3 separate regions of the Homo sapiens genome follow, and all the other regions are linked to region 3. A link is an interaction called in ENCODE POLR2A ChIA-PET data of the cell type or tissue named here. Cell type or tissue: CD4-positive, alpha-beta T cell. All regions are shown on one strand. Links, peaks and the distances in the headings refer to the core of each region. The heading gives the core; the rest is flanking DNA. Region 1 holds the start of TERT (telomerase reverse transcriptase). Region 2 holds the start of TERLR1 (TERT regulating lncRNA 1). Region 3 has its middle 6.5 kb from the start of LINC01511.

What was found. ChIA-PET counts read pairs that join two places held together with the same protein. Peaks named below come from ENCODE experiments on the same cell type or tissue, not always from the same donor. Only the 100,000 strongest peaks of a DNase experiment are listed, where the experiment ranks them.
Region 1: POLR2A ChIA-PET joins it to region 3 with 5 read pairs; 5 of 35 experiments call an interaction of 5 or more read pairs at or near these places.
Region 2: POLR2A ChIA-PET joins it to region 3 with 5 read pairs; 3 of 35 experiments call an interaction of 5 or more read pairs at or near these places.

Annotation. Positions count from the first base shown.
Region 1 is chr5:1,290,537-1,301,161 of GRCh38, forward strand. It overlaps TERT (telomerase reverse transcriptase), which reads right to left and starts at 4,532. Exons shown (of 16, transcript NM_198253.3): 1 at 4,235-4,532; 2 at 2,777-4,130. The coding sequence starts at 4,453. RefSeq lists enhancers at 1-709, 710-1,460, 4,480-4,522, 4,493-5,209, 7,191-7,212, promoters at 4,092-8,452, 4,092-4,783, cis regulatory regions at 4,097-4,453, 4,456-4,488, 4,558-4,566, 4,578-4,586 and silencers at 4,619-4,688, 4,789-4,878. In CD4-positive, alpha-beta T cell, for the core only: no CTCF peak of the experiment used is centred there; a DNase peak (open chromatin) is centred at 4,545; H3K4me3 peaks cover 578 bases.
Region 2 is chr5:1,169,101-1,179,725 of GRCh38, forward strand. LOC124900189 reads right to left here. Exons shown (of 8, transcript XM_047417960.1): 2 at 10,274-10,625; 3 at 9,338-10,179; 4 at 8,948-9,154; 5 at 6,861-7,444; 6 at 6,029-6,588; 7 at 5,424-5,530; 8 at 3,996-4,378. The coding sequence ends at 9,659. TERLR1 (TERT regulating lncRNA 1) reads right to left here and starts at 9,505. Exons shown (of 5, transcript NR_109911.1): 1 at 9,338-9,505; 2 at 6,861-7,444; 3 at 6,029-6,588; 4 at 5,424-5,530; 5 at 3,996-4,378. RefSeq lists an enhancer at 734-903 and a cis regulatory region at 819. In CD4-positive, alpha-beta T cell, for the core only: CTCF peaks have their summits at 5,541 (motif pointing left) and 5,746; DNase peaks (open chromatin) are centred at 4,081 and 5,471.
Region 3 is chr5:1,381,230-1,391,854 of GRCh38, forward strand. No RefSeq gene overlaps it. Among named protein-coding and RNA genes, the nearest start is that of LINC01511, 6.5 kb to the left of the region's middle. RefSeq lists enhancers at 4,545-4,839, 4,896-5,464. In CD4-positive, alpha-beta T cell, for the core only: no CTCF peak of the experiment used is centred there; DNase peaks (open chromatin) are centred at 4,712, 5,182 and 5,952; H3K4me3 peaks cover 1,760 bases; H3K27ac peaks cover 2,061 bases.

The DNA of each region.
Region 1 (10,625 bases), core at 1,276-9,275, 90 kb before region 3:
CAGGGACACCCGGGGACGGTGCCTCACTCACCCTACACGTGACAGGGACACCCGGGGACCGCGCCTCACTCACCCTGAACGTGACAGGGACACCCGGGGACAGTGCCTCACTCACCCTACACGGGACAGGGACACCCGGGGACCGTGCCTCACTCACCCTGCACGTGACAGGGACACCCGGGGACCGCGCCTCACTCACCCTGCACGTGACAGGGACACCCGGGGACCGCGCCTCACTCACCCTGCACGTGACAGGGACACCCGGGGACCGCGCCTCACTCACCCTGCACGTGACAGGGACACCCGGGGGCCGCGCCTCACTCACCCTGCACGTGACAGGGACACCCGGGGGCCGCGCCTCACTCACCCTGCACGTGACAGGGACACCCGGGGGCCGTGCCTCACTCACCCTGCACGTGACAGGGACACCCGGGGACGGCGCCTCACTCACCCTGCACGGGACAGGGACACCTGGGGACCGCGCCTCACTCACCCTGCACGGGACAGGGACACCCGGGGACAGTGCCTCACTCACCCTACACGTGACAGGGACACCTGGGGACCGCGCCTCACTCACCCTGCACGTGACAGGGACACCCGGGGACAGTGCCTCACTCACCCTATACCTGGGAGGGACACCCAGGGACGGTGCCTCACTCACCCTACACGTGACAGGGACACCTGGGGCCGCGCCTCACTCACCCTACACCTGAGAGGGACACCCGGGGACAGCGCCTCACTCACCCTACACCTGGGAGGGACACCCAGGGACGGTGCCTCACTCACCCTACACGTGACAGGGACACCCGGGGACCGCGCCTCACTCACCCTGCACGTGACAGGGACACCCGGGGACAGCGCCTCACTCACCCTGCACGGGACAGGGACACCCGGGGACCACGCCTCACTCACCCTACACGTGACAGGGACACCCGGGGACGGCGCCTCACTCACCCTACACCTGAGAGGGACACCCGGGGACAGTGCCTCACTCACCCTACACGTGACAGGGACACCCGGGGACCGCGCCTCACTCACCCTGCACGTGACAGGGACACCCGGGGACAGTGCCTCACTCACCCTGCACGGGACAGGGACACCCGGGGGCCACACCTCAATCACGCTGCACGGGACAGGGACACCCGGGGGCCGCGCCTCACTCACCCTACACGTGACAGGGACACCTGGGGGCAACGCCTCACTCACCCTGCACGTGACAGGGACACCCGGGGACCACGCCTCACTCCCTGCATAAGCCAGGGGCAGATTGTGACCTCATCTGAAGTCAGAGAACAGCAATGACAGGCAGAGTCCTGATCAGAGAACTCAAACTCTCCTCAACGAAGGAAGCTGGAGCACAAAAAGCAAAACTGGGTTGCATGACGCTTATCTGACTCGGCGTGGTCCACCTGAGCCGCAGCAGGTGTGAGGCAGCTGCCGTTCGATGGGTAGGGACTTCCAGTCACGCAAGACGCAGCATTTCAAGCAACCTGCTGTAAACACCGCCGAGTTAGCAATTCTGCACTGTACACAGAAAACGGTGTTAGGAGTGCCAATCTCATGTTATATGACTTTTGCCACCATAAAAAGAAAAAAAGAAAAAAAAGAGCCCCAAGAAGGTCACCCTCCTTGTCTGCATGGCCGGAAGTCTTACATGTCTTGGGAGTTTGTGGGGAGGGGGTGAAATCGGGACTTCTTCTAGCTGCCACGGTAGGGCCTGGGAGCACTGGGAGCCAAAAGGGGGCTGGAGCGGAGGTTCCTCAACATCAAATCCAGAAAAACAGGGTGGGGACACGGCAGGGCCCAGCAGCACCATCCCCTGAACACCCACAAACACTGTCCCTTCCTCAGCAGGTGGAGCCATCTGCTGTCCTCTGCTCCCATGTGGCCCTCTTCATACCTAAAGATGGGACCAGGATCTGTGCTGGAGAACAGTCTTATCTCCCTCCCTCTACCCTGTCCTGGCACAATCAACGAACACTTTTTTTTTTTAAAGACAGAGTTTCACTCTTGTCGCCCAGGCTGGAGTACAATGGCACAATCTCAGCTCACTGCAGCCTCCGCCTCCTGGGTTCAAGTGATTCTCCTGCCTCAGCCTCCCAAGTAGCTGGGATTACAGGCACACACCACCATGCCCAGCTAATTTTTGTATTTTTAGTACAGATAGGGTTTCACCATGTTGGTCAGGCTGGTCTCAAACTCCTGACCTCAGGTGATCCACCTGCCTCAGCTTCCCAAAGTGCTGGGATTACCGGCGTGAGCCACCGCACCTGGCCGTCAACACACAATTAAATCTTAAACACAAACCTGCATATTGGCTGACCACGTGCACCTGCAAAACCCTTACCTCCCACCCCCAGGAAGAGGGGGTTCTCGTCCCCACCTCTCATTCCCACCCTTGAAATTGCGAAGAGGATTATAGGTAACCTGCAGGCACCCTCGCCAGAGCGTCTGTGCTTCCAGACACTTCTCCCCATTGCCGGCAACCCGGCTCCACTGCCGCGCCCAGCCTCCTCTGTTCACTGCTCTGGCCTCGGCGCCTGGAAACCGCGTGTCCATCAAAACGTGAAGGTGAACCTCGTAAGTTTATGCAAACTGGACAGGAGGGAGAGCAGAGGCAGAGATCACCGTGTCCACTCGACGTCCTGAGCGAAAAGCCACGTGTGCCCACGTGACGATGGAGACAGGAGGACCAGGGCTCTGCCTGCCCCCTTTTCTGAGCCCCTACTGCATTCAGCTCTGGGGCCTGGGCCCTCGACGGCCACCACCTCCTCACCTGGGCTCCTGCGCAGCCAAGCGCAGTCCCGCACGCTCATCTTCCACGTCAGCTCCTGCAGCGAGAGCTTGGCATGCTTCCCCAGGGAGATGAACTTCTTGGTGTTCCTGAGGAAGCGGCGTTCGTTGTGCCTGGAGCCCCAGAGGCCTGGGGGCACCAGCCGGCGCAGGCAGGCCCGCACGAAGCCGTACACCTGCCAGGGGCTGCTGTGCTGGCGGAGCAGCTGCACCAGGCGACGGGGGTCTGTGTCCTCCTCCTCGGGGGCCGCCACAGAGCCCTGGGGCTTCTCCCGGGCACAGACACCGGCTGCTGGGGTGACCGCAGCTCGCAGCGGGCAGTGCGTCTTGAGGAGCACCCCGTAGGGGCACTGCGCGTGGTTCCCAAGCAGCTCCAGAAACAGGGGCCGCATTTGCCAGTAGCGCTGGGGCAGGCGGGGCAACCTGCGGGGAGTCCCTGGCATCCAGGGCCTGGAACCCAGAAAGATGGTCTCCACGAGCCTCCGAGCGCCAGTCAGGCTGGGCCTCAGAGAGCTGAGTAGGAAGGAGGGCCGCAGCTGCTCCTTGTCGCCTGAGGAGTAGAGGAAGTGCTTGGTCTCGGCGTACACCGGGGGACAAGGCGTGTCCCAGGGACGTGGTGGCCGCGATGTGGATGGGGGGCCCGCGTGGTGCTGGCGGCCCACGGATGGGTGGGAGTGGCGCGTGCCAGAGAGCGCACCCTCCAAAGAGGTGGCTTCTTCGGCGGGTCTGGCAGGTGACACCACACAGAAACCACGGTCACTCGGTCCACGCGTCCTGCCCGGGTGGGCCCAGGACCCCTGCCCAACGGGCGTCCGCTCCGGCTCAGGGGCAGCGCCACGCCTGGGCCTCTTGGGCAACGGCAGACTTCGGCTGGCACTGCCCCCGCGCCTCCTCGCACCCGGGGCTGGCAGGCCCAGGGGGACCCCGGCCTCCCTGACGCTATGGTTCCAGGCCCGTTCGCATCCCAGACGCCTTCGGGGTCCACTAGCGTGTGGCGGGGGCCGGGCCTGAGTGGCAGCGCCGAGCTGGTACAGCGGCGGCCCGCACACCTGGTAGGCGCAGCTGGGAGCCACCAGCACAAAGAGCGCGCAGCGTGCCAGCAGGTGAACCAGCACGTCGTCGCCCACGCGGCGCAGCAGCAGCCCCCACGCCCCGCTCCCCCGCAGTGCGTCGGTCACCGTGTTGGGCAGGTAGCTGCGCACGCTGGTGGTGAAGGCCTCGGGGGGGCCCCCGCGGGCCCCGTCCAGCAGCGCGAAGCCGAAGGCCAGCACGTTCTTCGCGCCGCGCTCGCACAGCCTCTGCAGCACTCGGGCCACCAGCTCCTTCAGGCAGGACACCTGCGGGGGAAGCGCCCTGAGTCGCCTGCGCTGCTCTCCGCATGTCGCTGGTTCCCCCCGGCCGCCCTCAACCCCAGCCGGACGCCGACCCCGGGGAGGCCCACCTGGCGGAAGGAGGGGGCGGCGGGGGGCGGCCGTGCGTCCCAGGGCACGCACACCAGGCACTGGGCCACCAGCGCGCGGAAAGCCGCCGGGTCCCCGCGCTGCACCAGCCGCCAGCCCTGGGGCCCCAGGCGCCGCACGAACGTGGCCAGCGGCAGCACCTCGCGGTAGTGGCTGCGCAGCAGGGAGCGCACGGCTCGGCAGCGGGGAGCGCGCGGCATCGCGGGGGTGGCCGGGGCCAGGGCTTCCCACGTGCGCAGCAGGACGCAGCGCTGCCTGAAACTCGCGCCGCGAGGAGAGGGCGGGGCCGCGGAAAGGAAGGGGAGGGGCTGGGAGGGCCCGGAGGGGGCTGGGCCGGGGACCCGGGAGGGGTCGGGACGGGGCGGGGTCCGCGCGGAGGAGGCGGAGCTGGAAGGTGAAGGGGCAGGACGGGTGCCCGGGTCCCCAGTCCCTCCGCCACGTGGGAAGCGCGGTCCTGGGCGTCTGTGCCCGCGAATCCACTGGGAGCCCGGCCTGGCCCCGACAGCGCAGCTGCTCCGGGCGGACCCGGGGGTCTGGGCCGCGCTTCCCCGCCCGCGCGCCGCTCGCGCTCCCAGGGTGCAGGGACGCCAGCGAGGGCCCCAGCGGAGAGAGGTCGAATCGGCCTAGGCTGTGGGGTAACCCGAGGGAGGGGCCATGATGTGGAGGCCCTGGGAACAGGTGCGTGCGGCGACCCTTTGGCCGCTGGCCTGATCCGGAGACCCAGGGCTGCCTCCAGGTCCGGACGCGGGGCGTCGGGCTCCGGGCACCACGAATGCCGGACGTGAAGGGGAGGACGGAGGCGCGTAGACGCGGCTGGGGACGAACCCGAGGACGCATTGCTCCCTGGACGGGCACGCGGGACCTCCCGGAGTGCCTCCCTGCAACACTTCCCCGCGACTTGGGCTCCTTGACACAGGCCCGTCATTTCTCTTTGCAGGTTCTCAGGCGGCGAGGGGTCCCCACCATGAGCAAACCACCCCAAATCTGTTAATCACCCACCGGGGCGGTCCCGTCGAGAAAGGGTGGGAAATGGAGCCAGGCGCTCCTGCTGGCCGCGCACCGGGCGCCTCACACCAGCCACAACGGCCTTGACCCTGGGCCCCGGCACTCTGTCTGGCAGATGAGGCCAACATCTGGTCACATCCCGCCCGCACAGGGTGGAGGGCAACCTCGGGGTCCAGGCACCTGGCTCCAAGCCTCGGACTGCAGAGCTAGGAGGCCCGACTTCCAGCCCAGCAGTAGAAGCCACACGGCCACTGGTCCCCTCCAGACCTGGGGCCCCGGCACAACCGCAGGACAGCTGAGGACTTCCCAGGAATCCAGACTCCGGGTTGCTCAAGTTTGGATCTAAGGGGCGAGAAACTTCTGGGTCTCCCGAGGCCTTGCAGGGATGCTGTAGCTGAGGTCGGCAAACACTGAAATGCTAACAAACGCAACCTTAAATGTAACCTTTCCTACTTTCAGAAACTGCCGGAGGAAATTGCTTTATTTATGGAGCTAGCATTTGAACAGGCCTCGCACCCTCCCTGGGCTGTCACGCTCGCTGGAGGTTAGCCTCGTCTTGTAAATACTTAGGATTACAGGTCGCTCTTCTAGAAATCCCCTTAGTGATCCCTAAGCCTTTTTAAAGGGCTGTGTTTGTGAATTGTCTCTGCCACTAGGGCAAAGGGGCGGTTTGGAAAATTTGTTCCAACAAAAGTTAAGTTGTAGCTTACACTGGTTCTCTGCAGAGAAGCCAACATAGAAAACACAATTTTAAAAGAGGGAAGAGAAGAAATGGAAGCAGAAGATTATGCTGGAGTAATTAACACCATGTGCATGGCGAGGAAACGCCTCCCGGCATTCAATGAAGATCGCTGATACCCAGAAGACACCCCAGTATTATGGGTGCAGTTAGTGTGTCTTTGAAAAGCTGATGATGTCTTAGTCATCACAGTGTAAAACATCAAGAGTGTTCTAACAACAATAAAAAAATTCTATCATTGGCTTAAAACACCACAACACTTGAGTGGGGTGAGCTTCCTACCTCAGACCCAGATGTTTCTAAACAGAGTAAATTCTGAGCTGGGCATGGTGGCTCACACCTGTAATCCCAGCACTTTAGGAGGCAGAGGCAGGTGGATCATCTGAGGTCAGAAGTTCGAGACCAGCCTGGCCAACATGGTGAACCCCACCCCCACCCCCGTCTCTACTAAAAATACAAAAAATTAGCTGGGCATGGTGGCGGGTGCCTGTAATCCCAGCCAAATGGGAGGCGGAAGCAGGAGAATCACTTGAACCTGGGAGGCAGAGGCTGCAGTAAGCCAAGATCGCGCCATTGCACTCCCTCCAGCCTGAGCAACAAGAGTGAAACTGCCTCTCAAAACAAAACAAACAAACCAACAAATGAAACAGTGGATTCAGTACCAGCAGTGAAAAATAACAAAGTATCATTCCTTCCTCCACAGGAGTGAGAGGAACTCCTCTGCCCCTGGGGGGGGATAGGGAAGGGGCTCAATCCCAGTAGAGTAGGAGGGATGGACTTTAATTTCTACATGTTTCAGCACACACTGAGACATTGAGATTCAGGACAGTGTCCACACTCGCGCCCTGATTCTACATCAGGTTTCTACTGGCAGATGGCAACCCCACTGGGACCTGAAGCCTGCAGCCTCCCAGCTGCCCCTGCAGTGGGTCCCATGGGATAACAGGTGGTCACAGAAACTGTGAATATGTCAAGAGACGGTGTATCCCCAGTCTACGAAGAATTACAGAAAATATCAAAGGAGGGTAACTCCTGAGTAAAGGGGAAATTGAACTCCATGAACTCCTTACCAGTGGGTGTGACTTGAGCCCAGGGAAGTTTTAAAATGGTTAAATAGGCCAGGTGCAGTGGCTCATGCCTGTAATCCCAGCACTTTGGGAGGCTGAGGTGGGCGGATCACCTGAGGTCAGGATTTTGAGATCAGCCTGACCAACATGGTGAAAGCCCATCTCTACTAAAAATACAAAATTAGCCGGGTGTGGTGGTGCATGCCTGAAATCCCAGCTACTTGGGAGGCTGAGGCACGAGAATTGCTTGAACCCAGGAGACGGAGGTTGCAGTGAGCCAAGATCATGCCGCTGCACTCCAGCCTGGGCAACAAGAGCATAACTCTGTCTCAGAAAGTAAGTAAATAAAATAAAATAGCTAAATAAAATCACTCGTGCCTGCCCTGCCCTTGCCCGGAGGCACTTCAGCCCTGTCCTTGGATGTTTCTGTAAACCTTTGTTTTGAAATAATCCTAGATTCACAGTGCATGGGTTTCCTGTTGCTTCTGCAAATCCCCACACACTTCATGCTAGAAGGGCAGCGCGAGTGCCCTCCTATGGCACGGAGGCCGGAGGTCCACGATGGGCCCTGGTGGGCTAAGGGCCAGCCGTGCCTTCCTGCTGCAGGCTCCGTGGAGGGTCCCTTCCCCGCTTTTTCCAGCTTCTGGAGGCGCTTGCAGGCCTGGGCTCGAGGCCCTCCCTCCCTTTTCAGCCTCAGACTGACTGCCTCCATCGTCCTGAGGCTGCCCCCCTCTGACCCTCCTGCCCGCCTCTTCCCAGAACCCCTGGATTACTTTTCGGGCCTGCAGGTAGTCCCGAAGGATCCCAGACCTCAGGGTCCTCACGGAGATCACACCTGCAAAGGCCCTGGGGCCGGGCGGGTTCTGTCCACAGGTTTGGGGGAATCAGGACGTGGGCATCTCTAGAGCATTATCCTGCCCAGGACACTCGGGCATGGCAAAGATGGCACAGCCTCCGGGTTCCCCCATCCCCACTCCCCTATGGTTAGTCTCCCATAACTGAGCCAATACCATCAGAACCAGGAAACTGGCTTTAGTAAAAGGTGCGTGCAGTAGCCCCCAGCTGCCGCCCCCACCGTCCTTAACCCCCCTAACCACTCCCCTGCCATGGGGTGAAATTCTTTCTTTTTGAGCATGTTGCGTACGTATCCCATGGAGGTGGCAGTTTTGACTCAGCGTAATTCCCTTGAGATGCCTGCAGGCTTTATAAACGGCATGTTCCTCTTCACTGTGAGGAACTGTCCACCGTGCGGATGGACCCGTTTGTTTAACCAGTTTGTTAAAGGACATTTTAGCAGGGATTTCCCTGCTTTGTAGCTATTAAAATAAAACAGCGGGGGTCGGTCGTGGACGGGAGTGTGTACATGATGTGCGTAGTCACGTGAATTCCCAGGGCTGTGGGGCAAATGTCCAGGGGTGCCAATGCTGGGTCTTTTGGGAAGAGGATGCTTAGTGCTTGTGGAAACTGCCACTCTGTGTTCCAGAGGGAGGGGGGCAGAAAAGTGCTGGGCAGAGAAGGGCGGGTCCCTGGCGGGGGCTCCATCCCCAGGCCTGTGCCCGTGGACCTAGGTGAGGACAGGCACTCCTACTTTCACACCCAAATGTTGCATTTCCCAAGAGCGCCCTGGCCCACCACGCCCCCGTCCTATGCCTATAAAAACCCCCAGACCCTAGCGGGCAGAGACACACGCAGCTGGACGTGGAAAGGAGCACAGAAACAGAAGAACACACCGGCAGGCCCCGGCAGATGACAGGAGACGGGGAGCGCCTGGAAATGGAGGTCAGCGTGCAGCCGGACGCCAGGAACCTGCATCGGGGGCCACGAGCCAGGTTCAGGCTCAGAGGAGCCAGTCTGGGAGGCGCAGAATCTCCTCCCTTCAACGCATGTGAGTGTTGGGGAAGGAGACAGACACCCCATGTGAGGAGGAACCGTGCGAGCTACGTCGCTGAGACAAGACACAGTGGGACAGGTGAGACAGTAGCGCTGGAACACGGCCCACCCAGGGTTTAGGAAGCTGCTGGAGAAGCTGAGGCCTGGAGGTGGAGGGTGTGGAGACAGGGCTGGCCTCAGTGTGGCACCCCAGGCTGAGTCTCCAGGGCAGATGGCGCCCTCGGGAAGCAGCAACCAGGCCCTAGAATCTGGGGGAGTGCCTGCCAGGGTCTACTAGTCTAGAGGAACAGACTGTTCAGCCGCTGTTGTCACCCCAGCCTGGTGGCTGAAAGCAGCCTCATCTCTCCTGGACTCTTAATATATCAGGGGTGTGGGCCGTGCTCTGTGGGCCTAGTAAAAGAGTGGTGTTTGTACTGAGTGTTGTCATGGCTTGTCACACCCGAAGAAGTTGCTGGAATCATTCAATCCTTGGGGGTGAAGATGAATAATGATGGAAGGAACGGTCCCCATCAGCAGAGTCGTGTAATTTACATGGCCATTTCCTGCACACCACTTCATTACCCTTGACCCACCCAGGGAAGCAGGCAGGCAAGGGTCATGTTCGTTTCCACGGGTTCAGAGCTCCGTGACTTCCTGGGTTAGTGTGGGTGGGCCCAGGAAGCCGGTATGGGGTCCTGAGTCACACGCAGCGTGGCCGCCTTCGCGTTGCCCAATGTGGCAGCTCCCAGGGAGGACGGTCAGTGGTCCTGCTGTCAGCCTCAGCCTCCCAGGCCGGGGACTCTCTCCCCGGTGGCCTTGCCGTGCTCATAGCCCTGCCGCCCAGTCCTCTCCTCGTGTACTTTCCCTTGCACCCTAAGCCACCTTATGAAAACCAATAAAAAGTACTTAGGGCGAAAAATCCCTCTGAACATGGTTATTAAGTCCTTGGACCTTGGCAAACATAGCTCAGTTCCTGTTTTACGCCTTTGGATTTCTGCACTCCTGAATGTTATTTGATGAAATTTAAGAAAATATTAAGATAAAATCCAAATCCATTCGGATGTGGAAAGGTTGAATTTACTCATGGAATTAAGTCTTTGAATCCCGCCGTCGCTGTCCGCCCCCAGCCACATCCCAGTTTGTTATTAAGCCAGGCTCAGACTCCTCTCTCCAGGGCGGGGGTCTGTGGAGCCCTTTGCAAGAGGGTCCTCAGCACGGGCTCGGAGAAGCTCCACGGGGGTCACTCTGTCCCGATCAGAAACCGCGAGGGCAAGAGAGGGAGAGAGGAAAGAGGTAAATGACCGCAGAGCGGGCGTCTGGTTTTCCCTTGAGAAGGGTGCTTCCATGACTTTCTGTTTTAAAGAAGGCACCTAACTCAAGCTTCCCTCAGAATACACCTTGGTCACTGCTTCAGGTGAAAAAAAGATTTAAGCCATACTTCGAGGTGCCTTGACTCCTCTCCCTCTGGCACACGCCCGGGTGGGCGCCATAGCTGCTGGCCTGGGTTTGAGCAGGAGGCTTCTGACTCCTTGCATTCCCGCTGGCCGCCTTTTCCAGATGGTATCCAGAGCAATCTTTGCAAAGCGTAAATAAGGGCACTTCATGCGCTGCTCACCAACGAGGCAGGCTTCTCATCGCCCCTTCCCATCCGAGCTTTCCTGTCCTCGGGTCATCAGGCCTCTGCCTTGCACC
Region 2 (10,625 bases), core at 1,341-9,340, 210 kb before region 3:
CAATTTTCTCAAAAGTGCGATCGTCCGTAACGATAGCACCAGGGTGGTAGCTGTGAGGTTTGAGAGTCCCAGCACCTACTGGGACTAGAGAGCCCCAAACACCCAACGATGACTAAGACTCCTGAAGTCTGCGGGTGCCTGGAAACGGCGTGAGGGACGCCTGGGCCCTGGACAGAGCTGCCTCCTCCTGCCCGTCTTGCCTTGCCGCCTCCCCGCACACTACCAACATCCCCAGCTCCAGGGCCCAGGTGGATCCACGGGTTCCCCACACGGCCAGCTCTCCGGTGTCCTGGGGTTGGTTCAGTGATGCAAGCATCACCCCGTTGGGATCTGTCATGTCTGGGATTTCCAGGAGGGATCACGAGATTAGAAACGTGGCCGAGGCCTGGTGCTTCGTGGACGAGAGCTGTGGGAATCGCATTAGGGTCTGGGGAGGTCAGGGCGGCCCCTTGTGCCCCAACCCCCAGAGGACCCTCTGGTTCCTGGAGGCAAGCCCGCCATGCTCATGTATGACTCTGGAGACCAACCACGCTGGCGCAGGGGTGGTGCAACTCAGGAGGCGAGAGCCTCACTGATGAGGAAAATGTCACCCTAATGAGGAAAGTGCCATGTACCTGGGTAAGGTGGTGTCTGCTGGAGACTGGAGACTGCGCCTCCCAGCCCAAGCCTGCCGAGCACGGGGGCTCCTGGGGGGCATGGCAGGGCATCAGCCCCAATGAGGACAGGACAGCCAGGGTCTGAACCCTAAAGGCTACAGCAGGGAAGGAGGGGAGGAGGGAAGGAGGGCCGGGGGCTGGCCATGACCGGTGTGAGACATGGCCTTGGTGTCTGTCCCCCGCCAACAGACCAAGTCGGGTCACAAAAGGGCCTCCGTTTCAGGACAGCTGGCTCAGAAGGAGAACAGAGCACAGAGCCTTTGGTGAGGGAGCAGGGCCTGAGACAAGGCCGGCCCTCCTGTCCTGGACGTCTCGTGTCCCTCAGCTCATAGCCCTGTCCACTAAAAAAGGAGTCAAGCTTTTAAATAAGGGAAGTTCATCTTATTTGGAAGTTTTTCTGAGCACTGCAGCCCGGGAGGGGTCTTTCAGAGGCACATGGTCAGGCTGCTGCGGAACAGTCCCAGCTCCTGGCACAGCTCTGGTGATGCAGCTCGAAATGTGCACAGAAGTCACGGAAGAGCAGAGTCACACGGAGCTGCAGTGGGTTACAGAGAACGTCTGGATTATAGACGCAGAAGTCACGGAAGAGCAGAGTCACACGGAGCTGCAGTGGGTTACAGAGAACGTCTGGATTATAGACGCAGAAGTCACGGAAGAGCAGAGTCACACGGAGCTGCAGTGGGTTACAGAGAACGTCTGGATTATAGACGCAGAAGTCACGGAAGAGCAGAGTCACACGGAGCTGCAGTGGGTTACAGAGAACGTCTGGATTATAGATGCAGAAGTCACGGAAGAGCAGAGTCACACGGAGCTGCAGTGGGTTACAGAGAACGTCTGGATTATAGACGCAGAAGTCACGGAAGAGCAGAGTCACACGGAGCTGCAGTGGGTTACAGAGAACGTCTGGATTATAGACGCAGAAGTCACGGAAGAGCAGGGTCACACGGAGCTGCACGTGGGTTACAGAGAACGTCTGGATTATAGACGCAGAAGTCACGGAAGAGCAGAGTCACACGGAGCTGCGTGTGGGTTACAGAGAACGTCTGGATTATAGAGAACGTCTGGTTACGGAGAAAGCCTGGATTGTACTGAATGTCCGATTACAGAGAATGTCTGGTTGTAGAGAACGTCTGGATTACAGAGAATATCTGGATTAAAAAGAACATCCAGGGCCGGGTGCGGTGGCTCACGTCTGTCATCCCAGCACTTTGGGAGGCCGAGGTGGGCGGATCACCTGAGGTCAGGAGTTTGAGAGCAGTCTGACCAACATGAAGAAACCCCGTCTCTACTAAAAATACAAAATTAGCTAAGCATGGTGGTGCATGCCTGTAATCTCAGCTACTAGGGAGGTTGAAGCAGGAGAATCGCTTGAACCTGGGAGGTGGAGGTTGCAGGGAGCCAAGATCTCACCATTGCACTCCAGCCTGGGCAAAAAGAGTGCAACTGTCTCAAAAAAAAAAAAAAATCTGGATTATAGAAAACATCTGGTTACAGAGAATGTCTGGATTATACAGAATGTCTGGTTAGAGAGAATATCTGGTTGCAAAGAACATCTGGATTATAGAGAAGGTTACAGAGGACAACTGGTTATAGAGAAAGTCCAATTACAGAGAACTTCAGTTTACACAGAACATCTGGATTACAGAGAACGTCCAGATTATACAGAATGGTTACAGAGAATGTCTGGTTACAGATCCCAGAGGCATAATTACCAACCCTGCCAGACCTTATCTCGTGCAGGACACAGCAAGGACGTGAGTCACGTACCGTCTTTAAGGAATGGAGTGGCTCAGGCAGGAGTCGGGGTGACGCATTGTCAGTTCATTGTGTCTTCAGAGCATCTTTCCAGCAAGCGGCAGTCATCACAGTCGGGTTGAGAAATGAGGCTGCAAGTGGCAGTGGGCACACACGGCTCCTCGTGCTGCTCCTTTGCCTCACAGCCCCCTTGTTCTTGGTCCTACAGCATCTTCCTGCATCGTCCACCCTCCACCCTGCTGCCTGTCCCCATCCTTGGTTGAAGTGGATGCCCAGATCCCACGAGTCTAAATATTCAGTTTTAAATCTCAGGACAAACTGTCACATAAAGTCAGCTCTGGGCCGTCACAGTGACCCACAAGGCCAGGATCCAGGTAGAATCTTGGCTCTCCGCATTCAGAATGGGATCTCTGGCCCAGGCCTCAGGGGGACAAGCTGCCCCCTCCACCCAAGCCCTGAAGGCTCCAGGACGCGCACCCTCAGTCCTCACACTGTCATGGGTGTGTAACCTGCCCCAGCACTGTCCAGCAAAGAGGGAGACCCAGCAAAGTGGGAAATGGGAAGGTGGCCTCCTCTGCCCCACCCCATCCCCCAGCAGCCTGGGGAGATCAGGAACACGGCGCTGCCCACAGAGGACCCTCCTGGCCCACCGTCCCCTCGTGGCGGGTATCTGCCCTGTGGGCTCGTGAGCTCTGACTTGACTATGGGCGGTGTGGGGGTGTCCACAAGGCTGTGCGTGGAGGCATGAGCCACCTGGGTGACCCCACCACAGGGACGGAAGCCAGCAGCATGGCTGGGGTGGGAACACTGCCTGGCTGGTACCCTGATTCCCCACCTGGATCTGGGGAGTTGGGCCTCTCTGGGGAGGCTTCCCTGACCAAGTGCCATGGGATCCCGGGATGCAAGGAACTTCCCGTCACCCTATAATGGCCAGTAGGTCCGGGGCTCCTCGCAAGCCCTCCCCTGGCCGAGGCCCCCTTCCGGTCCAGGATTCTGCAGAGTGACCAAGACCCGGGAGAGTCAGTCCGGAGTAGAAACCACCATACGGGCCCGGCCTGGTGGCTCACGCCTGTAATCCTAGCACTTTGGGAGGCCGAGGTGAGTGGGTTGCCCAAGCTCAGGAATTCGAGACCAGCCTGGGCAACGCGGTGAAACCTCGACTCTACTAAAATACAAATTAGCTGGGCATGGCAGCGTGCACCTGTAATCCCAGTTACTCCGGAGACTGAGGCAGGACAATTGCTTGAACTCGGCACGTCCGGAACTGGTTCCTTCCGGTGGGTTCTTAATCTCACTGACTTCAAGAATGAAGCCACAGACCCTCGGGTGAGTGTTGCAGTTCTTTGTGTCCGGAGTTCCTTCCGGTGGGTTCCTGGTCTCGCTGACTTCAGGAGTGAAGCCACAGACCTTCACAGGGAGTGTTACAGCTCTTACAGGTGGCGCGTTTGGAGTTGTTGGTTCCTCCCAGTGGGTTCGTGGTCTCGCTGGCTTCAAGAATGAAGCTGCAGACCTCTGCGGGGAGTGTTATAGCTCATAAAGGCAGTGAGGCCCCAAAGAGCAAGCGGCAACAAGATCTATTGCAAAGAGCAAAACAACAAAGCCACCAGGGTACCGAGAAGGACCCAAACGGTTTGCCACTGCCGGCTCGGCTACCAGCTTTTTATTCCTTTATTTGACCCCGCCCACATCCTGCTGACTGGTCCATTTTACAGAGTGCTGATTGGTCCATTTTACAGAGTGCTGATTGGCCCATTTTTACAGAGTGCTGATTGGTACGTTTACAAACTTTAGCTAGACACAGCACTGATTGGTGCATTTACAAATCTTTAGCTAGACAGAAAAGTTCTCCAAGTCCCCACTAGACCCAGGAAGTCCAGCTGGCTTCACCTCTCACCGGGAGGCAGAGATTGCAGTGAGCCGAGATCGCACCATTGCACTCCAGCCTGGTCGACAGAGCGAGACTCCATCTCAAAAAAATAAAAGAAAGAAAGAAACGGCCGTGTGGGGTGGATGGTCGTCAGGGTCCGCACTGCAGAGACCCTGGGAGCTCCTGTGCCTGGTGGGCAGAGAGTGCCCACCATGGTGAAGGGGCCTGCATCTGGCCTGACCAAGGACCAGGCCAGCTGATCGCTGCTCAGTGGACTTGGTGTGGACAGAGGGTAGGGAGGCTCCACAGGCCCTGGCCGCAGGCACCTCTGGGAAAGCATATCCACATCATCTTCCACCGTGAGGCGGGTGGCGACCAGAATGCAGTCAGTGTCTTGTATAAAACCCAGCGCGATGCCTGTGTTGCTGCCCCATGTCCCCAGCGGGGAGAAATCGCTGGGTCTGAGTACTTGAGGATGCAATTCAGACTGTCAGGAGGGGAGCGCCCCACCCAGCCCGAGGGGCCTCGTCCCACCCGTGCCCAGGGACACACGTGGACGCAGGTGGGGCTGAGCCGCCCCTGGGGTACCGTGGGCACTGGGGCACTGCTGGTGCCATCTCCCACCTCAGGCCCCTCCAAGGGGTGTCCCTGGGCTGCTTCCCCTCCCTCTGCTGGGGGGCTGCCCTCTCCCTGAAGCACCCCCAGTCCCTCCCCAGCAGACTGATGCCGAGACTGAGGCAGAGGCTGAAAGTCATTTCCAAAAGGTCCTCGGTGACACTGGAACTCGTTCTGCTTGTTAAAAATTTCAAACCGGAACGAGACTTTGGAGCTTATTTTGTCCAAGCCTTTTATTTTTCAAAGGAGGCAACTGCACTGAGAGCGTTAGACTCAAGGTGCCTGGCACTGACTCAGGCTCCAGGGCACCCCCTCCCCGGGATGCCCCACACGAAGCACCCGTCCCTAGAAGGTGGCCCCAGGTTCGTGGTCCCATCTTCAACCCCAGGGTTTACTGTCTCTATATTCTCTGCCGTGAAGTCTAAGGGCAGCTCAAATTTCATAAACGGAGAAACAGTCCTATTTGTCGATTCTCAACTGCCTTTATCTCCAGAGATCCCGTGAGAGCAGGGATTTGTGGAATGACTCACTGTGTAGCGGCGTCTTCTGGCGGTGGACGAGGCCGGGCGCACGATTTTCCCCGTGGGTGAGAGTGCCCTCTGCTGGTCCATCCAGACACCGCTGTCAACAAAGTTTCCTGAGGAATGGTCACCTGGCTCAGCTGGGGGAACCGGACTCCCCATTCTATCCCATTCCGTGCCCCACCCAGAGTCTTAAGCTAGACCAAAGCTGATTTTTCTCCCACACTAAGAATATGCCCGGGGCTGGTATAGGGCACCAGGTGTCGGGAATGCAGGCTCTGTGAGTCTCGCCAAGTCACTGAGTTACCATTGCAGCACAGGCTTCCTCCTGATGGCCCAAGGTGGCTGCTCAGGCTCCAGCCCTCACATGTGCCTTCCAGGCAGCCAGAAGGAGACATGAGGAGGGGAAGGGCCTGTCCCTTCCTTTAAGAAAACTCCTGGAGGTTGTATTCACACTTTTGCTCACCTGTCATTGACCTAAACATTTTCCTGTGGCCACGCCTGGCTCCAAGGAAGCTGGGGAGCCAGGGGGTCTAGGAACAGTGAGAGATGCTCATGTTGACAAAGAATGTGCCCGCCAGCCACAGAGCAGCTCCGCCCGGTCCTACACTCACCCTGCATGCAGCTCCATCGCTTCTCTCAGTGCTGGCGGCTCCAGAGCTTCTGGAGCTGCAGGATGCTTGGAAAGAACATAGACTCAAGGAAAGTGGCGCCTGGAGCCTGCAGCCACTGGTGAGATGGGTGGAAGCAGCCCTCAGAGGCCGATCCCTCCCTCACACCATCAGGATAGTCTGTTAGCCTCGCCAGGCCCCAGCTTTCTTGTCCATGGAGTGGGGTTACTAACAGTTCCCACCTCAGAGGCTGGGATTCATAGAGTCTGGGTTTTAGGGGAGGCTGGGATCAGAGAAGCTGGGATCGGGAGGCTGGGAGTGGGGGTCCTGGGATGGAGGAGGCTGGGATTAGGAGGCTGGGATTGGGGAGGCTGGGATTGGGAGGCTGGGATAGAGGAGGCTGGGATTGAGGGCACCTGGGTTCCCTCTGGTCTCTGCCTTCTCCCTGGCTGCCTGGTTGGTCCCAAGGCCACACTCAGATTTGGAAGGTGATCTGTGTCTCATCCAGGCGTCCACTGTGGCTTCACGTTTCTGTCAGTCATATGCACTAGGCTGCACCTCACCTTGTTAAGTAGAGATTTTAACATTCACCCCCTGAACATGAAATCAGCATGTGGACTAAACTCAGAAAGATTTCCCGAGGCAAAATCGTGTCTTTAGTGGGCCATTTAGTGTGGGATCTACTTAAACTATCACTGGAATACATGGTGGATGTCAAGGAAGGCCCTGGCCCAACCCTGCTGCTGCTGAGGGAGGGGGCGGGGGTAAGGCCTGGTAGGGGGGCGGGAAGCACCTCTGGGTTCTGTACCTGGAGTGCCCACCCTGAATCACCCACCTTCACGCACCGTCTCTGTGGCTGTGGAAACATCCGGCACAATGAGCACGGGGCGACTGTGAGACAGGGCCTTAGAAAGGGCGCGGTCTCTGGACTTGGAGTGAATGTCTGCACCCTTGGGTGTCAGACGCCCCAGTGGCTCTCAGTATCGACTGGAGGCTCTACAGAGAAGTGCAGTTGTGTCTGCTCTGTGGTACTCGCTGGTGACGATGAGTTACTGAGCTGTGACCATCGACACCGACTCCCACTCTCAACAGGGCTGAACACCTGCAGCGACTCCGTGGTCCTGCGAAGGTGCTTATGGCCACGCTGGGGCTTGGTCGACTCCTCCTGGGCTCTGGCATCACTGAAATAGTGTCAGGGACCTCGATCTCGGGCCTCCAGCCTCCAGAACGGTGGGGAAGCAATGTCAGTCACTCATCCAGGCTGTGGCATTTTGTTACAGCGGCCCAAGCAGACCAATGCACCCCCTCGCCCTGTGGGTGGTAGTGACGGGAATCCATCACTCCAGCGGGTCGCCTCATGGCCAGAGGCATGGCAGGCTGGAGAGGCCGACTGCGGTCGGAGGGACCTGCTGTGTTCTCCTGGAGGAAGAATGAAGCCTTGAAGTCAGCAGAGCCCAAAGCTGCGGGGTCGGGGGCGCAGGGAGCGCTTTGCACGTGGGTCGCTGAGAGCGAGAGCATTGCTCACCGCCACTCCCGGGACCTGTGCAGAACGAGCGGCCCCAGCCCCGGCTCTGGCCCCAGCGTTGACTGAGAACCATCGCCCTGCACCTGAGGCAGGAGAACAGGGAATGGGGTCACCGAGGGCTAAGGCAGAAGCCGGAGGGCAGCAGGTGCCACCGGTTCCTGGCTGGATTGGGCGGCACACAGGCCGCAGCCTCCTTCCTGGGAAAACAAGACAGGAGTCTCCACCTCAGCCTCTGATTGGCCGCAGGCCAGTCTTCATAGGATGCAGCCAATCAGAGACCTGGAAAGGGCACCTGGGGGTGTTACCAAATTCTTTTAGCCCAATACAAACCCTAATGGGGGCTCCGGAGCACTTGCTGGAGTCCCGTCCCCCCTTGTGGAGTGCATGTTCACTGCAAAGGATCTGCGCTTTCATTACTCTGTTATTTGTCGTTTTGTGAGTTTTGCTCAATTCTTTGTTCAACATGCCAGGAACATGGACTCACAGTCAGGACCTCCCTTCCGGTAGCACACCCAGTAGGGCCTCCAGCCCACCCACAGCGTGGCTCCCACCGCCCCCGGGGTTGCCCACGGCGGGGATCCCACCACCCCTCGGGCCGCCCATGGCAGGGCTCCCACTGCCCACCAGCGCCAAGCCCTTCTGCTCAGGTCGCCTGCTCCTGAGTGGCGGGGACACGGCTCTGGGATCCTATGGCCACAGATCCGTTCCTCACCCCTTTGCTGTAAAATGCGTTTCTTGGTCAGGAACATCGTGTGGGAAATTATAACATCTGAATAAGGCGTTCGGAAAGACTGTGGGCGACAGTGCTGAAGACAGCCCTGGAGTAAGGGATGGTGACAAGTCCCAGACAAGCACCCACCCCAGAGAGAATAGCTCTGCTCTCCCCACCGTAGAAAAGCCCAGTTTTGGCCGGGCGCGGTGGCTCATGTCTGTAATCCCAGCACTTTGAGAAGGCCAAGGCGGGCAGATCACGAGGTCAGGAGTTCGAGACAGCCTGACCAACATGGTGAAACCCTGTCTCTACTAAAAATACAAAAATTAGCCGGGCGTGGTGGCTGGCACCTGTAATCCCAGCTACTCAGGAGGCTGAGGCAGGAGAATCACTTGAACCCGGGAGGTGGATGTTGCAGTGAGCCGAGATCCTGCCATTGTACTCCAGCCTGGGTGACAGAGCGAGACTCTGTCTCAAAAAAAAAAAGAAAAAGAAGAGCCCAGTTTCCATTGGCCGCCACCGTGGCTGCGCCCTGCAGTGACGCTGTGACCAGAGCCACCTCCATGAGAGAAAACGCTTGCTGGGGAGCCCTCGTGTTCTCCCCAGTGCCACTGTGGCCACCCATCCCCAAGCTCTCGCAGGAAGGATGGGGCAGCTGGGAAGGCAGCATATTGTCCATTCTCACATGGAGAGCCCCAGTGCCCGGGATGGTCCTCAGTGAGCATTCACAGGGCGCGGCGTCCTCCAGCCGTGAGCATTGGATAGGCTGATGTACACCTCTGCCCCGACCACCCTGCCACGCCTTTCCACGGGTGCTCCTCCCTCCTTGATGGTCTCGTCAAACAGCGGCCGTCCACGAGTCAGCGTGCATCCATGCCTCTGGCCGTCTCTCCTCCAGTGGAGGCGAGCAACTCACTTAGTGTGGACATCCTGCCTCCCAGGGCATGTCCCTTCCCCAGCACCTTCAGGACCACCCGTGCCTGGGATGTGGGCCCACAAGCTGCCGCAGCCACACAAAAGCCACCCAGACACCGAGGGGCAAGTAGCACCAGTGCATTGGCAGCCTGCAGCTCACCTGCTGAGCGGGTCAGGATGTGACACGGGCGGTCACTGGAAGGCAGAGGGGCCCCCCAGCCTTGAGCCTCCTTCGCGGTAAGTGGTGCAGGGGCAGCCATTTCTCTTTCACTTCTCACTGTCTCCAGAACAGGAGAAATATCCGGAGCTCAGGCCTGTGTGTGTTTGTGAGGCCAGAGGTCAGTGAAGCCTCACAAACTCAGGATGTGCTCCTCCTAACCCTCATGTCTCCTCCTCTTCCTCCTCCTCACCCGTCCCCTCCTCGTTCCTCCCACTGGGATATCAGAGTCAGAGAGCTACAGGGGTAGAAGGGATGTGGGGGTCACACGGGCGTCCGCTCGAGCCCTGCCTGGGCGCTGGAGGAGGGCCTGGCCATGTTTTCTTTCCTAGAAACTCTCATTTGATCCTCCGAAGGGAGAGAAGGGACGGGAAGGAACAGAGGCCTTGGGTGTCGGCCTAATTCAGTCCCAAGGCCACCCCCACCTGCCATCCTTGGGGCCACTGGTGACTCCACATTGCAGAGCAGCTGCTGGCTGAGGCTGGGCTTGGCGGTGCTCACGTGCCTGGGGTGTGAAAGCTGCACGCAGCCCTCATCTGGCCAGGTCCCCGGCTCCGACTCACACCGTGCTTGGCCAGTGTTTAACTCACACAGCGTGATGCTCTCCACTTCATGCCTGGGGACGGACGTCACTCCTATTCCATGTCTTGTCTTTCCACAGGACTCACGTACGGACTCACATGGCTTTGTGTGCAAAAGACGACTACACGGTCGTAAACGAGGCGGCCCACCCCAGCTCTCCCTCAGGTGAGGCTCAGCTGGGGGCAGACCAGGCCAGCCACGTCCTGCAGGGCGAGAGGCACCCGGCCCGCTGGAGTCCCACGCAGCCCTGACATGCCCAGGACCCTGCTCACCCCACACCCTCGCTCGGGCACCCACCCCCTGCCTGCAGTGGGGGCTTTCCCTGGGGCCTCAAGACTGCAGGAGAGGCAGGCGGGGCCTGTGGGGTTGTGTTTCTTCTCTCCAGAGTTCCTGAGTCCGGAGCACATAGGCAGAAGGAGCTGCTCCCCATGTTCCCAGGGCTGCTCCTGCAGGGGCTCAGGAGTGGGGACCGGGGGGTTTTGTCAGAGCAAGTCCCCAGGGGCCAGGCCCAGTCATCTCGCTCCAGGCAGCCTGGGCCTGGGGCCCTGACCACTTGCCCCGCACGACTCAGGGCCCCCTCCGCACCTGGACACGGGCCCCACAGGCCACGCTCAGGCCACCCCAGGGTCAGGAACACAAGGCTACGCTG
Region 3 (10,625 bases), core at 930-8,929:
ACTGATTTTGCCTTCAGCCCACTCTCATTTTCCCCCAGATTTCACTAAGTGATTTTGCTAAGTGATGGCTGTGCTTCCCCTGTGCGCTTCTCTCTGGCTGGTTTCTACTCCGGATCCACTAGTGGGGCCAGAAAGAGCAGTAGGAAGGAACCTGAGGTTCCTGTCCACCATCAGGCATGTGCACACCTACACCCACACACCCCTGCACTGTGCACACCCACACACACTTGCACACCCACCTGTGCACACGTACATCCATACACACATGCTCACCCCTACATGGACACCCACACACGTGCACGTGCCCATACACATGCACACCCATGCACACACCTGTCTGTGCACACCCCACACCCATGCATGCCGGCACACACCCATGCACATCCACACACAGGCACATACCCACACACACGTGCACACCTCACACCCATGCATACCTGCACACGCTTGCACACTCACCTGTGCACACACATCATACCTGCATGCACACCCCCACACGCACACCCACACACCTGTGCACACACCCATACACATGCATGCCCACACCCACATGTGCACACACCGTACATACCTGCACACACCCACGTATGCACATGGTCAACACTCACCCACTCAGGCACTCTTACATGCACACACGCACACAGACATGGCCACTTTCATGGACACACACCCACACACGCCCACATATACACGCATGCCCACCTAAACCACTCACTTGACCAAATAGCTTTTCAGGAGAGCGCCTGGTCCTGAAGCTTTCTAGGCATTTCGGTAGCCAAACCCTCTTGATCGTGTGGTTCCAGAAAAAGCCAGTGCGGCACCCACTTACCCGTACTGCAGCCACCGTGGTCCCGGGAAGAGGGCTTGCTTCCGCAGAGCTAATGAGGGAAGCGGTCTCTGAGAGTAGAAGGGAGGCCTCGGAGGGAGGTGGTCTCCAAGAGTAGCCGGGAGGCCTGGGAGGATGGTGGTCTCCGAGAGTAGCAGGGAGGCCTGGGAGGGTGGTGGTCTCCGACAGTAGCAGGGAGGCCTGGGAGGGTGGTGGTCTCCGACAGTAGCAGGGAGGCCTGGGAGGGTGGTGGTCTCCGACAGTAGCAGGGAGGCCTCAGAGGGAGGTGGCAGAGCAGGCTCTGCTCTCAGGAAGTGCCCCGTGGGTGGCGACGGGCCGAGAGGTGCTCTGGGGGACGAGTTATGGCTCTGAGCTGCCCGTGCAAGGCAGGGAGGCTGCGTTTTCATGCGTTCACACCTCAGTCCCTGGGTAAGGACCTCCCAGGATGTACCTCCAGCACCCCGGTCATGCAGAGGCCTGGGAAAGCCTGTTGAGGCTGGAGGGGTGGGGGCACATTGGTGTGTTGGGGGACCTGTGTCGTGGGCACGGCTCCCCGTTTAGGGAAGGCACTGCGGTGATCACGCACTACCAGTAAGTATTTCAGAGCCCAAAACGCGAAAACAAATGGAAGAAGTTCCATGTCATAGTGAGTCTTGGCTGGGCGCAGTGGCTCACCTGTAATCCCAGCACTTTGGGAGGCTGAGGCGGGCAGATCACTTGAGGTCAGGAGTTTGAGACCAGCCGGGCCAACATGGTGAAACCCTCTCTCTATTAAAAATACAAAGCTACTCGGGAGGCTGAGGCAGAAGAATTGCTTGAACCTGGGAGGTGGAGGTTGCGGTGAGCCAAGATGGCGCCACTGCACTCCAGCTTGGGCAACAGAGTGAGACTCCATCTCAAAAACAAAAAAGAAAAACAAATAAAAATACAAAAATTAGCTGGGTGTGGTGGCGGGCGCCTGTAATCCCAGCTACTCGGGAGGCTGAGGCAGGAGAATCGCTTGATCCCAGGAGGTTGTAGTGAGCCAAGATGGCGACATTGCACTGTAGCCTGGGCGATGGGGTGAGACTCTGTCTCAAAACAAACAAATAAACACACACAGAAAACAGTGAATGTTTTTATTACAAATAATAAATGTTTGCTTTTACATACCACACCTCATTTCCCCAGGGGTTCCTGAGCACCCCCCCCCAACCCCCTGCTCACCCTCCTTCATTCTCTCCACAGTGTTTGAGGCATATTTTGTGCCAGGCCCCTCCCAGGGCTGCTAACAAGAAAATACAAAATAAAAATGGCAGAGAAGCGAGTGCCTCCCGCGTATGGCAATGCCAGCCATGAGCCAAACGGCTGAACAGAGTCCACATCTCCCTCCGGGTTTCCGGGGTCCCCTGCTCAGGCCTCACCAGTGCAGCGCGGACGTCAGACCGCTACCGTCTCACTCAAGGCTCCCGTGGGCCAGGGTCCACCTGGGTTCTGCTCCTTGGGATATTGGCAGGATCCCGGGCCCTGCTGCTGTGGACTCGGGACTTCACTTCCTTGCTGGTCAGAGGCTGCGTGAGCTTCCAGAGGCCACCTGCTGTTCGTGTCACCTGGGGCTCCCCGGCCCAGCCATGTGCTTCCTCAAAGCCACAGGGGAGGGCCAGGTTCCAAAGAAATGGGCATTGCAATCCTGTGTAACACAATCACATTCCTCCACTCCACTTTGCTGTGTTCTGTGGGTTAGAATATGGTTATCGCCGGGACACCAAACAAGGGTGTCACCAACAGGAGGTGGGGGGCCTTGGGAGTATGGCTACCACACAGGAGGAAACGACAGCTCCACTCCATCACTGAACCTGAGCTCAGCAGTGGCTTTGAGTGTCCTGGCAGCCACGCAGGAAAGGGACTCTGCTCAGAACACACATGCAGAAGCAGGACACACTCCTGCTCTCAAGCCCAGCGCTGAGCCCATCAGCGCTGAGCCCATCAGCGCTGAGCCCATCAGGGGCAGGTGTCCTGGGCCTCCGGTCTCAAGGGCATCATTTCTGTGCAGGCAACAGTCACTGGGCTGTCCTTTCACGCCCTTTGGACACACAGACAACACAAGTGGTTCCCAGAAGCCCTCTGTGTCCTGTCAGGTGGTGACAGGTGGGGGTGGCTGTCCTGTGTCCTCTCAAGTGGTGACAGGTGGGGGTGGCTGTCCCCTCTGTCCTCCGTGGTGGTGACAGGTGGGGGTGACTGTCCTGTATCCTGTCAGGTGGTGGCAGCTGCAGGTGGCTGTCCTCTGCATCATGACCCCACCTGTGTCATGGCAGGGCCAGGCTCATCTCCAGAAACCTCAGGTCAGTGATCCCTACGGATGCCTTTTTACATCATGTCAGAATCTGGAAAGTCTGTTTTATTTCATTATCTGAAATACTTTTAAGAGTGGTAACGGTAGCATTAGACTGATAGTTACATGGATCTGGGACATCTGTGGCACTGGTGCATAAACATCTGAGCCATTTCCATCATTTAACTTGTCCAATCCTTTCAACAGCCTTCTGTGCTGGGCGCGATGACTGCTCTCTGCACAGATGAGTAAACTGAGGCACAGGTGCCTGGACCCTTGCCAAAAAGTGAGGGAGCCAGAGATTCTAACCCAGGGCCCAGCCCTGAGTCTCACCCCTGCCCTCTCCCATCTGCCTGTCCCTCCACAACCCCGATGCCCGACCCTGGGTGGAGAAAGTACAGGGAGGGTCTGCAGCTGCCCAGCTGCAGTGTCCAGTGTCCTGGCGACAGGACCCGGAGCAAACCAGGCCTCGGCATGGGCACGGGATGAACTCAGGGCACCGGTGGGGTGTTGGCCGTTTCTGGGTAACAGACCTACAGGTGATGTCTTTTCCTCTTCTTTCTAAGCTTTAAAAATTACCATTGTGATTAATAGAACTTTTTAGAATTTTAGATACAGTTTCTCTGTGTGAACAAGGCTTAAAGGATATGAGAATGTTTCTGTAGCTTACAGGTCATAATACTATCTTTGAATACACAAATTGAAAAGCCACTTAAATATTAACCTTTGATTCTGAACCAGGATGAGCTTAACGATGGGGACCTGCAGGGCGTGGCCGGCTGGAGCCCATGGCCAGCAGCCATGGCTGAGGGCATACTTCAAAACGGTCATTTCTGTCCCACTAATACTGTGTAAATATGTATGCCATCCAATTTTTAACCAAATAAAATGTTCTGTCTGACGGGTCCCTTCATCTATATGACAAACAGTTTTAAGTAAAGAGGATCTCAGCTTGCAGAATAAGTAAAATTGTTTAAATTCTAGATAAATGTGTTCAGTGCTTGATGGGCTAATGCTGGCTGGATTTGTGAAGGTCAGTCATATACATGAAAATTCTTCTGCATTCACCTTAGAAGAGCGATATTTTTAGGCGAACAGAGCTTGCGATATTTTCTTTCCGTGCCACCTGCCCGCTTGGTGTCTGGCCCTGCGTCCTCAGAGGACCATGGTGGGCTGGTGTTCTTGGAGAGGAGGCCTCTCCAGGGCCACCAAGAGGGGGCTGTGGCCCAGGCTGAGCTCTTCTAGTGGCATGAGGGACACGCTTTATTCATGTGAGCGTTGTGAGGTGGGAAGGGAGGCCAGCCAGGGGAAGGGTAGAAGAATGCCTGTTGCTTGGGTCGGAGGCTCGATGGACTTTCACTGCTGGACATAGTGTGAACATGGGAGACGCAGGTTCAGCGATCACGTTTCACTTTCCCATTCCCCGGACCTCAAACTCAGGCCTGTGTAACTAAAGGTTCTGTGCTGCCAGGCTGGGCGTTTCCCCCAGGGAAGGCACGAGAGAGCGAATGCAGGGCCGGCCGCGGGGCCTGGGGACTGTGCCGCTCAGCACCACCCACAGGGCGTTCCTTGGGGCGTGGCCTGGGCCGGGGCGGTAGGATCCCTTGGACAGGGCCGTGTCTGGCTCACAGGAAGCTGCCCTCATGGAACGGGGTGCAGTGGGGTGTTCGTGGTCCTGCTGCCGTTGGCTGGGCGCAGCCATCCCTGCCGGCTCCCCCGCGCCTGTGCCCCGGGCCCTACTGCACCTGCACGGGCGGGGCTCTGGGGCCGGCGCGGGGAGTGAGGCCGCCGGTCTCCTCTGCTGTGGTCGGTGTGGGGGCCGGCGGGGCGCAGAGCTGCTCACCCGGCTGACTCCCCCTTCTGCCCTGCTGGCCTCTGAGCCGGTTCTCTGGGGCCTCTGTGAGCGCCTTGTGCCCCCCACACCCGCCGTGAGTACCGTGTCTCTCTGCTCAGCCAGGTGGGCGCCTCTGCTGCTGCTGTTGCCACCGAGTGACTGACTGACGCAGCGACGCAGCCACCGACACCCAAACACTGGAGCGTTTTACCCAAATGTAAAAGTCTAAACTTCCGGCTTCTCGAACAAAAGAAAACAAAGGAAAACGTCAGACGCCCCGTTGACGCCGGGCGCGCGTGGCCGCGGCCGAGCCGCTCTTCAAAGCCGGCAGCGTCTGGTCTGGCCTGGCTCCGCCAGCTGCCCGCAGGTCCTGTCCTCGTGGCTTTCTGCCCTGTCCTCCCTGGCCGGCTGCACTGGCTTCTGTGACGCTCGCTCCTTGCTGCGCAAGTGCAGGTGCAGCACCTTAAAGGCTGAGTGCGTCCCACACAGCGGGGCTGGAGCTCGGCACCTTCAGTCCACCCCAAACACCGCCCTCCCGCTGTGCACGGCCACTGCTGCCCCTCCTGCACCCCGACACATGGGGAGCTGGTCTGAGCCTGCCCCACCTGCTCTCCTGTGATCTCCCCTCTGCCACCCCCATCTCGCGCTCCATACCCCTTCCTCAGACCTCCTTGCCTGGGGCTGCTCTCCCCAACTCAGCAGAGCAGGGCTGGCCAGTACTAAGGACAGGGGCGACCACTGGTCCCCAGAAATCCTGAATCCAGGAAACCCCTCAGTCCGGGGCAGACCGGGATGGCCGACCACCCTGACTAGGGGAGGGCCGTCAGAAGTCTTTGACCCTGATCTAAGTTCTCTCTGCTTTGCTGAGTCTCTTTCTGTCTCTCTCCTCCTCTCCCTGTCTGAATGTCTGCCTGCCTCTCTCCCACACACATCTGAGACACAGGTCTCACAGAACCGCCCTTGCCCTTCTGTCTGTCTGTCTGCCTGCCTCTCTCTCACACACACACCTGAGACACAGGTCTCACAGAACCGCCCTTGGCCCTCTCTGCCAGGAGGGTGGTTCTCGGAGGTTCCCATCCTCTGTGGGGATGCTGACAGCTGTGGGTCATGGCTGGTGCCGCGGTTCTCACTCTTGGCTGCAGAGAGCAGCTGGGGGCTGCAGGTCAGGCCACACCTAGCTCCCCATGGCCCTGGTTCACTTAAGTGACAGGCTGGGGTGAGGGGAGGAGGAGGCCAGGGTGTGACCGTCGGTTCCATTTCTGCTTTCCCCCAGCTCCCCAAGTCAGGCACCGGCACAGTGGCAGTTGGTTTGTGGGACACCCATCTGTCAGTAGGGCATGAGTATCCTTGGCTCTGTCCTGCTGAATCATGGGTCCTGGCTGTGGCGCCAGGGCCAGCTGTGTTTGTGATCTGGTGCATCCTCAGGAGAAGGAGAGCAGGCGAGGCGCCAGGGAATGTAGGATTTGCTGATGAATTGTGTTTCAAAAAAGGTGGCTTTTTTTCTGTTGTCAGACTTCAGGAAACAGGTAGAGGCTGTGACCTTTGGGCCAGTCAAATGAATCTACAGAGATTAAAGGAGGATTGTGGAGTGAAAACCAAAAAAAGCCAAACATAGAGGAATCCGTTTACCCTTTCAGCCACGTATTTCGCTGTTGCCGAACCTTTATTAAAATGCTTCTCTCAAAGGAAAAATTGTATAGTTTTTTCAGGCTTCAAAAACCCAGGCCATGTGTCTAAAGGTCACTTGACGAACAGCACAAATCCCATGGTAAAGGGCAGGGTGCGGAGGGGTGAGCCTCCCATCCAGCACCAAAGCGGGCTCTGAGGGCTTATCCCTCCCAGGGAGTCCAGCACCAAAGCGGGCTCTGCGGGCTCATCCCTCCCAGGGAGCTTGGGTTCTGCACAAACAGTGTCAGAAGAAAAGACTTCTTCAGACATTTTGAAATTAACATTTCATTTGTATTAAACAGCCCAACCCTCCTTGGAGAGCAAGTACTAAATACAGCATCCACACAGTCAGCCCTGTAGGGGAATTTGAGATTGGACCAGAATGGCAGACTTGTACATGTCATCCAGGACCTTCCACCCATCCATCTGCACATCTATCTATCCCTCCACCTACCCATCCACTCATCCATTCCTCCATCCATCTATCCATCCACCCATGCTTCCATGCATCCATCCATCCACACATCCATCTGTCCATCCACCCAAGCATCCATCCATCCATGCATCCATCTATCCATCCATTCATCCGTTCATCCATCTATCTATCCATCCCTCCAACCGTCCATAACCTACCCACACATCCATTCACCCATCTACCCATCCATCCATCCATCCATTCATCCATCCACAAATCCACTTGTCCATCCATCCATCCATCCATAACCTACTCACTCCCCACATCAACCCATCCACCCACACACCACCTATTCATTCATCCATCCATCACATACCCACCCACCCGTCTATCCATCCATCCATCATCAACCCATCCACTCACCTACCCATTCATCTATCCACCCATCCATGCATCTATTCATCCAGCCATCATCTGCCTGCCCATCCATCTAACTATCCATATATCCATCCACCCAACCGTAATCAACCATCCATCCACCCAGCCATCTACACACCCCCTTTCCCTCTCACCCTCCCTCCCTATCTCCCTTTCTTCTTTCTTTTGTCCATCAATACATCCATTCATTTACTCATCCATCTATCCAACTATCCACTCATCCATTTATTCATCCAACCATCCACCACTCATCCATTAACCCACCTGTGCATTCATCAATCTATTTATCCCTTTCTCTCTCTCTCACCCTTTTCTCTCTCTCCTTTCATCCATCCCTCCCTTCTTCTGTCCATCCATCCAGCCTTCCATCTATCCATTCATCCCTTATCTATCCACCCATTTATCCATCCACCCGCCCCTTCACCCACCCATTCATTCATCCATCTGTAAACATATTAAATGCCACTGCCTTCCATGTACCAGGCCTGTTCAAAACACTGGCAGAAGCGAGTGAGACTAACTCAGTTCCTGCTGGGACAAGAGACAATGGGCCATCTGCCTTCAACAGAACACCTGCTAGGGAAGACCTGGGGAGAATGGGGGTTTCAAGGAACACTGGCCAAGGGCCAGAACCCAGAAGCTGGAGTGGGAACAGACTTTCAGTGGTGATGTCTATGGGAAGCTGACATGGCATAGGAGCTAGTGGGTTAAGGTTGGAAAGTTCATGGTGAGAACAGAAAGAAGGTAGTTCCAGATGAGGGAACAAGAGGAAGTACAGGATGGGAAGGAGAGTGAAGCCTGGGAAGGCATCCCAAGGGCCGGGAATGTCTCAGGTACCCAAAGGCCCAGGCAGGATGGACCTGCTTTCTCTAATGCCCTGGGGACGCCCACCACAAACGGGGCACTTGAAACAACAGAAGTTTATGGTCTCACCGCTCTGGAGGCCAGAAGTTTGAAGTCACAGTGTTGCCAGGGTTGGTTCCTGCTGGAGGCTCTGGGGCAGCATCTGTTCCATGTGTGTGTCTCCAGCCCCTGGTGATGGCTGGCAGCCCTCTGTGAGTCTTGGTTTGCAGGTGCATCTCTTGATGTCTGCCTCCGTAGTCACACAGAGGTCCTGTCCTGGTCTCTGTTTCACTGTGTCTCTTTTCCCCTTCCCAGGACACCAGTGGTGTTGGATTCAGGGTCTCAGTGTCTCTCCTCTCCTCTTATAGAGTCCCTGTCATATTGGATTTAGGGCCCACCCTACTCAGGTATGACCTCGTCTTATCTAATCGCATCTGCAACAACCTTATTTTCACATAAGGAGTCAGGACTTCAGCCTTCTCAGGGGATACAGTTCGACCTTTCCCACCGCCCCACCAGCCAGTGCCGCAGCTCACGGGCCCTTCCTGCCGTGAGCGTCCACTCAGTGCTGGCCTTTCTGCTGCTCCCAGTCTCGGCTTTTATGGCCACTGCACACGCCTCTCCATGTGTCTCTGTCAGGCACACAGAGAGAACTGTGGGGCTTGTGATTGTCTCCCTTAGGCTGGAATCCTGCAGACTCTTGAGTGGAGATTGTTGTGCTCCTGAATCACTGGGACTCACAGGAGAAAACCAGGAGAGAGCGGGAAACAGGCCAAGGGAAGGGAGAGGCCGGAGCAGACATGGTTTCAGGTGGGGTCCAGTGGTCCTAACGGGGACTCTGGACATATATCAGACTGCAGGTCAGGATGGGGGCTTTGACCTCAAGGTGGTCAGGGTCTGGCCCTGGGCCACCCTGGCACAGGCTTCAATCCCAGGGGCCCCTGGACGAGGGCCCAGCTGCCCAAGGCAGGCCCTGGGGGCTCCAGGTGTGAGCTGTTAGGGCGGCAACTGCAGCGGGGGTGGTGGCCACCCCCAAGGGTAAGGGGCATCCTATGTGACAATGGGGAGGGTAGGAGCAGCAGTAAGGCTGCAGGCAGGTTCAGCCCTTGTCGTTTTCCTGCCATGGAGTTCACTCACCCACCTGAAAGCTGCGAGTGTCCTTCCTGTCCACACGCAGCCACACAGGGGCTCAGACTTTCCAAAGCCCAGCTGCTGTGATGGGTGTGCTGCCACATTACGTGGTGGCTGACTGCATTTCCATGACAACTGGTGAGGTTGGGCCTCTTTTCATAGGTTTGTTGGCCACTTGGGCACTTTCCCTTGCTGGCAGTCATTCAAGGTCTCTGTCCACTTTTCTGATGGGGTGTCTGCCTCTTCCCTATGGACTTGTGGAGTTCCTTCTACATTCAGGGTGTAAGTGCCCCTCCCTCACCTGCTCCCTCAGGCACTCCCTGAGTAAATCACTCGGCACGAGGACCCCGTGTGCACCTGCAGTATGCTGTTCCGGTTGCCTGCAGAGCCTGCAAGCTCGCCAGCGGCCAGCGGGCATGGGGCTGGTACCAGATGCCATCCACAGCTCACACGCCAGAGAGGCGGGATCCCACATGTGGCTCCTCACTCCTCCCTGCTCGAGGACTGCCGTGCCTTTGTTTTGGGGCTGGGGAATGTCCTCAGCTGGTTCTTCCCCCAATGCCCTGATCCTGGGCTCACATGTGACCGGTCCCTGCAGACCCCACACCTCTGAGAAAGGCTTCAGTGGCATGGGCCTAGGCTGGACCACGACGCACTCAGCAAAGCCCAGCTGTCTCTGTGACCAACGGCCATCTGGGCCGGCCCCTGCTGCCGAGCTGCTGGGACCACAGGCAGAGGAGACCCACCTGGCAGAGGAGACCCACCCAGCCCCGGAGCCCACCTCTCCGATTGCTGGGGCTTAATACAGTCGCCCATGAGGCTGTCGGAGTCCTTCAAGTCTCAGCCCACATAGTGACTTATGGCCACCCACACAGTATCTGCCTGGACCCCAGACCTGAGTGGTCAGCAGGGATCACACCTGGGGGCTCCAGGTGTGAGCTGTTAGGGCGGCACCTGTAGCAGGCGGGGTGTAGCCACCCCTGAGGGTAAGGGACATCCTATGTGACGATGGGGACGGTGGGAGGCACTAGTTAGGCTGCAGGCAGGTTCAGCCCTTGTAGGCAGCCCAGCACTTTTCCTGCCACAGAGTTCACTGACCCAGCTGAAAGGTGCGAGCGTCCTTCCTGTCCACACGCAGCCACGTGCTACGATGCAGCAG